Regions from separate parts of the Homo sapiens genome. Here region 1 is linked to region 2. A link is a contact called in ENCODE Hi-C or POLR2A ChIA-PET data. All regions are on one chromosome and are shown on one strand. The core of a region is the stretch at or near the end of the contact, and the rest is flanking DNA. Distances in the headings are between cores, read along the strand shown. Region 1 holds the start of B3GALT5 (beta-1,3-galactosyltransferase 5). Region 2 overlaps LINC02943 (long intergenic non-protein coding RNA 2943).

Region 1 (5,288 bases), core at 2,380-4,879, 550 kb after region 2:
ATCAGAAATGCAGGAATTTTCCGCTGGTAGTGGCTGGAGCTTCCTTGAGATGAGTGAAGAGCAAGTGAACTCTCCCGCCTCCCACCATCACCAGCCTGGATCAGGAGGGGAGAAGGAACTTGCTTGCACATTTTGCAACCAAACCCCATGGTAGAAAAGGGCCCTCGTAGTGGGTCTTAAGATAGATGAAAGGAAAAAAAAAAAAGAGTCCTCGCTTGCTCCATTTCCCCAGCCACTGCCCATGGATGCCACCGGTTGATCCCTCCACTTACCTATTTAAGTATTGCTCCAGCATTCCCTGTGTGCCAGGCGGAGGTCTCTGCTGGGGTGCAGTGGTGCACCCTGAAGTCCCGTTCTGGCAGGGGAGACAGAGCATGGACAAATGAGCAGGTGGACCCCGAAATGTCAGGTAGCAATGCTGAGCCAGAAGGATCAACAGCAGGGGACTGAGGTGTGTGTGGGGGGTGTGTGTGCTAAACAGGGCATCAGGGAAGGGGAAGTAGTCTCTGAGCAGAGATCTGGTGAAGTCCAGGAGAGACCCATGAATATCCGTGAGAGGCTTGGTCCAGGCAGAGGGCAGGGAAGGAGCAGGTCCTGAAATGACGTGGGCCTGGCCTGTGGAAGGAGCACCTGAAGGCTGGCATGGAGGGAGGGACTGGCCGCAGGGAAATTTGACCAGCGGCTCCTTCGTGTGGCGCAGGACTGGCAGCAGGGGACTTTGACCGGCAGCTCCATCATGGGGCACAATCTTCTAATCTCTGATAAGCGGCCCTTTTCCGTGGAGCTGTCATGGATAAATGTTTTCTGTAGCTATTTGTGGAGCACTGGGTCCCGTTCCTTTCTACGAGAGCGGCCGTTCCCAATTGGGTGTGACTTTGCTCCCTATGGGATATTTGGCAAGTTTGGAGACGTTGTCACAACTTGTGTGTGTGTGCAGGGGTGCGCATCCAGTGGATAGAGGCCAAGGGTCCTGTTAAGCATACCACAGTGCACAGGACAGTCTCACAACAAGGAATTATCCAACCCACAATTTCAAGTGTGCTGAGGTTAAGAACCCTGAAACCAAACAGGAGTGTCAGCGAGCACAGGGAAGGTTGCACGTTTTGACTGACAGTCACTGGTACCAGGCTCTGGAGGGCCTTGTGGGGTGATGGAAGGTATATGGGGAAGAGGTGCTCGGCCTCTGCAAATCCTTCTCCCATGGGAGAGAAGTTTGCATGGCTCACAGGTGAGACCCATCCCCACAGTGACCGGGACAGAGCAGACCACTGCCTGGGCCACTGCCTCGGCCTCTCGTACAGTTTAGCAAAGACCAATTTCAGAGCCTGAGACCATGAGCTCTGGCCTAGGATGGATGGATGGATGCTTTCACTTTCTTGACAGGTATCTCCAAGACCCAAGGCCATGGCTAGCCCATCTCACAGTGGTGCTCACTGGGCTAAGCAATTTGCGCACATTGACTTATGATCTGCCCTCTGCTACAGCCTATTTTCTACATGGTAGTGCTAAGCAGTGAGCAGGTACGTTCCTGGTGCAGGGTGTTTGCCTTTGCTGTGATCTCATCTGCCTGGAATGCTCCCTCCTCATTTCTGCCCTTTCACCATGGGGGGTCTCAGCTGGAACACTGTCCCCATGCAGAGGCCCTTAGCCCTCCAATTCGTTTCCCTTATCCTTGTTTTTATACCACTTACTAGCCTAATTGAAAACAAGCTGCTCAAATGAAGAAGTCATTGTAGTATAATTAAATTACTCTGGTCTTGGAAACAAAAAATGGAGGACCCTCCTCCCAAGGACAATTTCAGGGAAGAAGCTTCCAGCTCCACCACCAGCACCCAAAGCTGAAATTCTACCTGAACGATTCCCTGATTTTTATACTTGGAGCGCAATAAGTGTATTTTAACTGTTTACATTTAACATATAAATGTAATTTATATGTCGGTATTGACATGTATCCAGGCTTGGCTTCTGTGGCCCCTGCTGAGACTGGCCCCCTGCCCCTCAGAGCAGAGCTCTAAGTCTCAGTCTCCCAGGGCCCTTTCTCTGGGTCCTGCACCCTCCTCCCCCACCACCTTTATTAAAAAAACACCTGCCCCATGTCATAGCCCCTCAGGTGCCGGCTCAATTGAGGTGTCCGTAGCTGGACAGAGGTCTGATGTGCTTCTTGGTGCAGGACGTGCTGGGTGGGAAAGGAGGAAAGGGTGGGAAGGGAGTGGGGGGAACAGCAACCGGGGACTGGGAGGGAGAGGGCAGGGGGCACCCCGGAAGGCAGGCAGGCTCACCTCCTGTCCCCTCTGGGCTGGTACCCACCCCACTTGATGCTGCCTGAGGCGGCATCCTGTCTGGCCCTGCTCAGCTGTGAGTGTGCCAGGCCCGTATGGTTACCCCAGGAAACGGGAGCTGCACAAAGCCACGTGCAGAATCGCGTGGGAGTTTAATAATCCCGGCTGGTGATTGCTGCCCCACGGCTGCGTTCCTCTCCATCAGACCCCTCATAGGCTTCCCTCCAACCCGACGCTCAAGCTTCCGAGGCCTGTCCGTTCTCTGAAGCGATTCTACACCTTTTAGGCTCTGGACTCCATGTTCCTAATTTGTTTTTGGAGCGGGGGGTCTCTCCTCACTTCCCTATTAGCTCACGTCATCTTTGTGCAAGAAGGATCACATGTCAGCCGTGGGGAAGAAAGGGCTGGCACTGCTCTGAAGCTGCTGAAGTTATGACATTAAGGAAAATAAGCCAGCTTCATTGGGCTTGGGGTAGGCGCCTGAGCATTGGGACTTTTAAGAGTTTCCCAAGAGATTTTACTGCAGCCAGGGTTGAAGATCACTGAATTGAATGATATGTTCTCAATCCCTTAAAAAATGTATATTTGTCTACATAAATATATATCTATTTTTCCTGCCAGAGAAAGGTGGGGTCCCACTGGCTTCAGCTCCTGCGACCCCTCCCCCACCCCCGCACTATGGCTGTGGTACATCAGTATTCATTTACCTGGGGGCCGCCTGTGGCTGTGTGACCCAGGACAGGCCCTCTGACTTCTCTGTGCCGGAGTCGTCTCATCCGTGAAATGGGAATCGTCAAGGCATCTACTTCACTGGGTCGTCACTGCGCAGTCCCATAGCGCCCCACGCCTTGCATGACTTTGGCTCATTCCTCATAATCAGGCCTTTTGCTTAGCATCTCTTTTTAAAAACATCTGGTTGTGGTGGTGGTCGGGGGCGGTGTTCTTTCCGGGGGCATCTGGGGTTTGAGAAGCGAAGGACCCCACAGCCTTCCCTCTCCTGTGAGTGTTTTCAAAGTTAACTTTGGGACGGTTCTCCCGGAGGGCCAGACAGAAACTCAAAGAACCGGCCTCAGGGGATCTGAGCAAATTCCACCGTCGTCAATTCCTGGTGCTCCGTGAAAGATGCTCTTTCCCTCGGGGCTTCGGAGCCGGAGCATTTGTAGACAGTTCCTGCCTCTTCACTCGGCTGCCGGCCTGGGGGTCCCGTCGCCTCCCGGAGCCGCCCGCCGCGTCCCCCAGCCCGCGCCGCCCTGCGCGGCCCGCCGGCCTCCTCACCTATCAGATTTCCTGTGCGCATCGCCGCGCGCTCCTCCCACCTCCTAAATGCGGAGCGGAGCGGGGAGCAAAACCATCCTCGGCCTGGACCCAGCGCCTCCGGGGACCGGCCGCGCGCCCCCTGCGTCCGCGGGCCGGGATGCGGCTCTGAGCCAGCGGCGGCTTCCAGCCCGACTGGGCCTGCCGGGGCTGCCCCGCGCACGGTAAGGCCCGGGGCTGGGGCGCGGGGCGCGGGGAGCGCTGGCCGGGAGCGGGGGGCCGGGTCCTGCGGCGCGCGGGGGCGTGGGTGCCGGGCGCAGGGGACCGCGGCGCGGCCGCGCACTGCAGGCGTGCTCTTCTGTTTTCTCCTTCGTTCCTTTTAAATGAAGGGAAAGAAAATTGTTACAGACCAAATGTCATCAAACTTGGTGTGAAAACATACTCATTTATAAAGTCTTATCGCTACTCACGCCACGCCCCGAGGAAGTTGTGTTCCTGGGTGGGCACGGTGCGGACACAAGACTTAGGGAATCAGCACTGGATGGAAACATCGCACAATTAAAAAGAATGGCCTAATCTTAAGCAACAACAACAAAACAAACTCTGAAGCACCCTGCGGCAGGCAGCTTCTGCATCGTGGGGGTTGTGGAAGGGGCTGATGGGCAGGATCATGAGAAAGACAGCTTTTCATTAAGAGATGACACCAGGGGTTTTGACTTTGGGAGGACCAGAAGGGAGTCTGTAGGTCATTGCTAAATACAGTGAGGTACCTTAAGACTCAGTAATGAACATTATTTTAAAAACAATATCTGTACCGTGTGTGTGTGTGTGAGTGCGTGTGTGTGTGCGCGCGTATGTGTGCGCATGTGCACGTGTGTTCTCACACACACCGCACCATAATTTTCCTTCGTGGTTTTGTTTCGTTTTTTGTTTAGGTTTCTGACTCTTGAGGGATAAATACAGCTTCCAAATAATAGCAACTGAATCTGCAGTAATCAGATGTTGGAAAATTATTTTTCACTGGTCCTTTATGTTAGCATAGCAAACTTAAGTCTTTGTTATATGTGGCCACCTATTGTAAATATTAACATTACTTCTCATCTCCACATCTTCCTCATTTACTATTTTTGTCTTTTTCAAAGAGATGGAGATGGAGGAGGAGTAGAATTTAATGAAGATACAGATCTGGGGAAGTGTCATGTTTCGTTGGGTGCTTGGGGTAGGCAGTGGCTGCTGTTGAGAGTATTTTACAGATGTAGGAAGTCTTCGGAGGGGCATTTCTAGGTAAATGCATGCTGATTCTGCCCATCTTTACATGTACCTTTTGTGGTGTTTCCTCTTTAAAACAGGTGCGTGTAATATGCAAATTTGGTTTCAAAGGGAGAATTTTATATCTTTTAAGGAATGATTGCATGTGTATTAAGTCTTGTTTCCTATCTCCTTTCATTTTTTCCTTCTCTTTTAAAGTCAGTTCGTCTTAAGTAGTTTCTTTGTTAGGTAAATTTAATAATAATAAAAATCTGACGTGTTCAGGAAGGAGCTCAGTGTGAGGCCCATGGACGTTACCTCCTGGAGATGCAAATCGGAAAGAGATGTTTCACTATGCTGTCACCTCAGAAGATTGACAAGGACAAGGTTGTCTTTGCAAAGGTTCTTCCAGACAAGGGCATCCCTTCTTTTGTAGGATTTCTAAGTAGGTACTTTGAATAAACAAGGGCCACCTTTAATAGTTGGTTTTATGAGATTCTGCATACC
Region 2 (5,423 bases), core at 1,752-4,251:
TGAGGTGGGAGGATCACATAAGCCCAGGAGTTAAGAGGCTACAGTGAGCTATGATTGCACCACTGCACTCCAGCCTGGGTGATTTTTTTTTTTTTTTTTACAGACCCTGTCTCTAAAATATATATATATATTCTTTGCTACTTCTTTGCTGGGTGCTGTGGCTCACTCCTATAATCCCAGCACTTTGGGAAGCCAAGGCAGGAGGATCACCCAAGGCTAGGAGTTTTGAGACCAGCCTGCACAATGTACCAAGATCCCATCTTTGCTAAAATAAAAAAATTAGGTAGGCATGATAGGCAGCTCTATAGTCCCAACTACTCGGGAGGCTGAGGTGTGACAATTGTTTGAGCCAAGGAGTTCCAGGCAGTGAGCTATGCCACTGCACTTCAGCCTGACCTGTCTCTTAAAAAGAGAAAAGAAGAAAGAACATGGTGGAAGTGAAGTGACATTCTGAGACTTGTGAGGTTAGGCCATTAGAACTCTTGCAGTTTCTGCCTGGCCCTGCTGAACATGCTCTCTAGGAGCCCTGAGGCCAGGTGAGGAGTCCAAGCACTCTGCAGGTGCTCGGCCTAAGCCTCAGCTAAGCCTCACCCTCTGGCATCCACTTCAAGTCACCAGACATGGAAGTCAACAGCCACTCAAATACTCTAAACCAACCCATTCACAGCTGAATATAATTAAGTGACTTCTGTTCAGGACGCCTGAAACAGAAGAATCACCCCGCCAGTCCCTGCTCAACTGCCTGGCTCACAAAATCATCTGTCAGTATGAGTTCATGATGCATTTGATCTCAAAGGAAATATAAACTATCTTTAAGAAGATACTGTCCCCTGAAAAGGCCTAGAAATGTATCATCAACCCAGCAGCACTGAGCACTGTCATGCTGCACTGTGGTCTCTAAATACCATTTCCTACCAAAAAGAACGGGGCTGCCTGCAGGAATGGCTGATTCCAGATCCGAAAATGAAAATACACACAATGAATCTAAAATTGTGTCATCCAGAAATCAAAGAAGCTACCAAACATTAATAGGGGCATGCCAAAAGAAATCAGGAGTTCATCTGAATAAAATCTTACTCATCAAAAATAAAGGCCAGGCATGGTGACTCACACCTGTAATCCTAGCACTTTGATAGGTTGAGGCGGGTGGATCACTTGAGGCCAGGAGTTCAAGACTAGCCTGGCCAAAATGGTGAAACCCCGTTTCTACTAAAAATACAAAAATTAGCTGGGCATAATGGTGCACACCTGTAATTCCAGCTACTTAGGAGGCTGAGGCACAAGAATGGCTTGAACCTGGGAGGCAGAGGTTGAAATGAGCCCAGATTGTGCCACTGCACTACAGCCTGGATGACAGAGGGAGACTCTGTCTCAAAAAAAAAAAAGATATAATTTAAGCATCAATAAAAATAATAACTACAATAGGCTGAATCCATAGGTTCATAATAATATTAAAAAGCTCACTGCTCACAACTGGAAGATGGTCATGAACCACATCGCTACTCTGAAGTTGATAAAGAGAAAAGATAAGGCATTTACTAATCTTTGCCTTCACAATACAAACTGCAGGATAACAAAAGAATTGATGGGCGAAAGGATTCCAATTAGTAAACAAAGAAGGGATGATCTAATGTCACATTTTGAAACTCCTAATGAATTCATGGATCAAGGCAATGGAAACCACAAGAAAACCTGAGAGAAGCTGGTTTTAAATACTTTCTGATAGAAGAGCCCAGCAACATCTATGAAGTCATCTTAACACTCAAGAATTTAAACTCAAATCTGATCAAACCTCTAGCTCCAACTACTAAAGTTTAGGAAAAGCAAGGCATAGAGAAACATGTTAGACAAAAGCATGGCACTATAGGAAGTTACAAGGCAAATGCGTTGATTTTTTCAATTAATAAATGACCATACAACCAGAGAGGGACTTATGAACCAATTTAAACAAACTAAACTTGTTTGGATCCCAATTCAAATAAATCATCCAAAAAAATTCTTAAGACAATTTAGGAACTGTAAACACTGACTAAGTATTTGCTGATATTTTAAAAGATTGTTTTTATATGAGATAACAGTATAGTGGTTATTTGTTTTTAAGTTCTTTGTCTTTTCCTTATCTTTCAGATACACACTGAAACATTTAGAGATAAAATTATCTGATTCTTGGAAACTGCTTCAAAACAATTGGGTAAGGGCAAAGATTAAAGAGGTTAGAAAAAACAAGATTGGCTAAATTGATAATTTTTGAGGCTAGGTGGTCAGTACATTCGCTTCATGATAAATGGCTCTCTAACTTGGTATATGTTTTTAAATTTTGCGTTAAGTTTTTTAAAAACCATGCTGACAAATAATTTTCAGTAACATAGAAAATGCTTATGACACAATATTACGTGGGAAAAGGCAGGAAAAAATATCAATATAGTAAGATCCAAGCTATGTAAATCAGTATGTTCAATGCCCAAATGTTTGCAGTGGCTATTTTGGGTGGTGGGCTTATTATGGATAAATGTCATCCTTTACACTAATTTTCCAACTTTCTTTTAATACAATGGGCACATATGACCTGGCGAATTAGGAAAAACAGATAGTTATTTTAGTTTTTAAGAGTAGGTGAACTATGAGCCATTTGAAATAATACTCTTGAGTCTTGAGTCTTGAGTGATGTGTTTAGGTAACATCCTCTGAGAGAGAGCTGGCACCACCCCAGGGTGCCTCTTAGCACCTAAAAGTCACATCTGGTGTAAGATGGCAACGTGCCACTCTGTTTCTGAGGCGCCGTAAACAAAGGATTGATACATTTATGTTTCCACTCAGTATGACCAAAGGAATGAAAAAAGTGCAATAATCTCACATATTTGACTCTCGGATGTCCCCAAAGGAGCGCAGCTTGGTAAATGACTATCACTAGGTAATCACTGTTCTAGAAACTTCTGTGCCAGAGACAACTTGGGCGTTTTACAGTTTTTGTTCTGTTGCAAGACGTGATCCAGGGGATTATGCACACTCCTCTCCTGCCTTTCTCCACAGGAAAGCAGACTGTTAGTCCCTCAGCAGGGCAGAGCATGCCAGGTCAGGGGCTCTCTCAGCAGACATTTCCTCAGAGGCCCGAAGCCCTAGCACCTCCCATAAGCAGGGCCTTGCTTTCCAGTGGAGTGTTTGTGTAAAAGGAATTTTTATGCCAGTGCCCTCTTAGGAATCTTTCTTTAAAATCATATGAAAGAAATGCAGAGAGAGATCTGAGTAAATCCTATACAACCCATAAGCCTAGAAAGTTCCAGAAGCATTCAGAATATTAATACAGCCATCATCAGGCCTTTTCCTCTCCCATGGAGTCATTGGCACCCTGGGAGATCTGGCTGGATAGTTCTGTCCATAATCTCTTAGATTTCTTGGTGGTTTTGTTTTATTTTATTTTTCCTCTTCTTGATATCCCTCCTGAGGATGATTTGACCTTTCTGGTAAAAATCTTAACTTGGGAATTTCTTGGATTTCCTGCCTGGAGATTATCACTCCAACATTTCCATATCGCATCTGCACATCTGTGTGGTTTCCAGCATTTGTACTTCATTCCGTCACTCCCCAGTGGCTCTCAAATGTCTTCTCCAATCTCAACAAACTGCCCTCTGGGGCTGTAAGCTCCATTTTTATCGATGGGAAAATAGAGACACCAAGAGGACTTGGCGAGGAGCGAATTCACCCTTGCCTGGACCCTGCTCCAGCCACGCTGGCCGGCCTCAGCGAGGGGCACCCACACACACAGGCCCAGTGCTCCACTCAGACACCTAAGGAGGCAGAGGCTCCATTAACACACCCTCATCCTCACCAGGCTTCCTTCTTTAGCCACAGGTGTGTCTGCCGTGACTGCATCTACCCCAGCATCAGTATGCAAATAAGCCAAAGGTGCAATGCATGGACTGACCTCCACGTAGATTTCACAGGATGGAACTGCCGTTTACAGGAGTCCTGTATATGGGAATCTAAACTTACCCATGAAAGGCAGAAAAGCTTCGGGAAATCACTCTTCGGGAAAGTAGAAGAAGAACTTAGATAACCCACCACCTCCCAGAGTGCACCCAGATGGAATGGATGCATCCTTCCTCGGGCTGAAAGGTCTGAAGAGAAGCTCCCTAGATCAGAGCCTCTCACCGGATTAAAATCCAGATGCAGATTCAGTAGGTCTGGCACGGCCTGACATTCTGCATGTTAACAGCCCCTAGTTGATGCAGATGCTGCTGGTCCTTGCAGCCCACACTTTAAGTAGCAAAGATTTAGAGCTGAGCTGCCCAATACAATGGCCACTACCTACTGTGGCTGTTGAGCCCTTGAAATGCAGCAAGTTATAATTAAAATGTGCTGCAAGTATAAAATACACACAAGATTCTGAAACTATTCCAAACAACAGATAAAGAGGGACTCCTCCCTAACTCATTTTATGAGGTCATCATCATCCTGATACCAAAACCTGGCAGAGACACAACAAAAAAAACATTTTAGGCCAATATCCCTGATGAACATTGATACAAAAATCCTCAATAAAATACTGGCAAACCAAATCCAGCAGCACATCAAAAAGCTTATCCACCAAGATCAAGTCAGCTTCATCCCTGGGATGCAAGGCTGGTTCAACATACGCAAATCAGCAAAGGTAATCCATCACATAAACAGAACCAATGACAAAAACCACATGATTATCTCAATAGATGCAGAAAAGGTCTTTGATAAAATTCAACACCCTTCATGCTACAAACTCTCAATAAACTAGGTATTGATGGAACGTATCTCAGAATAGTAAGAGCTATTTATGACAAACCCACAGCCAGTATCATACTGAATGGGCAAAAGCTGAAAGCATTCCCTTTGAAAACCGGCACAAAACAAGGATGCCCTCTCTCACCACTCCTATTCAACAAAGTATTGGAAGTTCTGTCCAGGGCAATCAGGCAAGAGAAAGAAATAAACGTATTCAAATTGGAAGAGAGGAAGTCAAATTGTCTCTGTTTGCAGATGACATGATTGTATATTTAGAACACCCCACCGTCTCAGCCCAAAATCTCCTTAAGCTGATAAGCAACTTCAGCAAAGTCTTAGGATACAACAGCAATGTACAAAAATCATAAGCATTCCTATACACCAATAATAGACAAACAGAGAGCCAAATCATGAGTGAACTTCCATTCATAATTGCTACAAAAAGGATTAAATACCTAGGAATACAACTTACAAGGGACGTGAAGGATCTCTTCAAGGAAAACTACAAACCACTTCTCAAGGAAATAAGAGAGGACACAAACAAATGGAAAAACATTCCATGCTCATGGATAGGAAGAATCGATATTGTGAAAATGGCCATACTGCCCGAAGTAATTTATAGATTTAATGCTATCCCCATCAAGCTACCAATGACTTTCTTCACAGAATTA

The links. A loop is a pair of places that touch in the nucleus more often than their neighbours do. ChIA-PET counts read pairs that join two places held with the same protein, here RNA polymerase II (POLR2A).
Region 1: a loop to region 2 is called in a map of IMR-90, with 15 times the contacts of the local background. The contact joins the promoter of B3GALT5 here to the enhancer-like site in region 2. A Hi-C loop is called at or near these places in 1 of 168 maps with a recorded cell type or tissue (IMR-90). POLR2A ChIA-PET finds 5 or more read pairs at or near these places in 1 of 52 experiments (activated CD4-positive, alpha-beta T cell).

What each region holds. Positions count from the first base shown.
Region 1 is chr21:39,609,311-39,614,598 of GRCh38, forward strand. B3GALT5 (beta-1,3-galactosyltransferase 5) reads left to right here and starts at 3,630. Exons shown (of 4, transcript NM_001356336.2): 1 at 3,630-3,757. B3GALT5-AS1 (B3GALT5 antisense RNA 1) reads right to left here and starts at 3,512. Exons shown (of 3, transcript NR_026542.1): 1 at 2,987-3,512; 2 at 273-355.
Region 2 is chr21:39,063,955-39,069,377 of GRCh38, forward strand. The region is part of intron 3 of LINC02943 (long intergenic non-protein coding RNA 2943); the gene reads right to left. Among named protein-coding and RNA genes, the nearest start is that of LINC02943, 18 kb to the right of the region's middle. Within about 2 kb of position 3,002, at least 2 of the 41 ENCODE cell types and tissues checked have a DNase peak (open chromatin) inside an H3K27ac peak, as active enhancers do.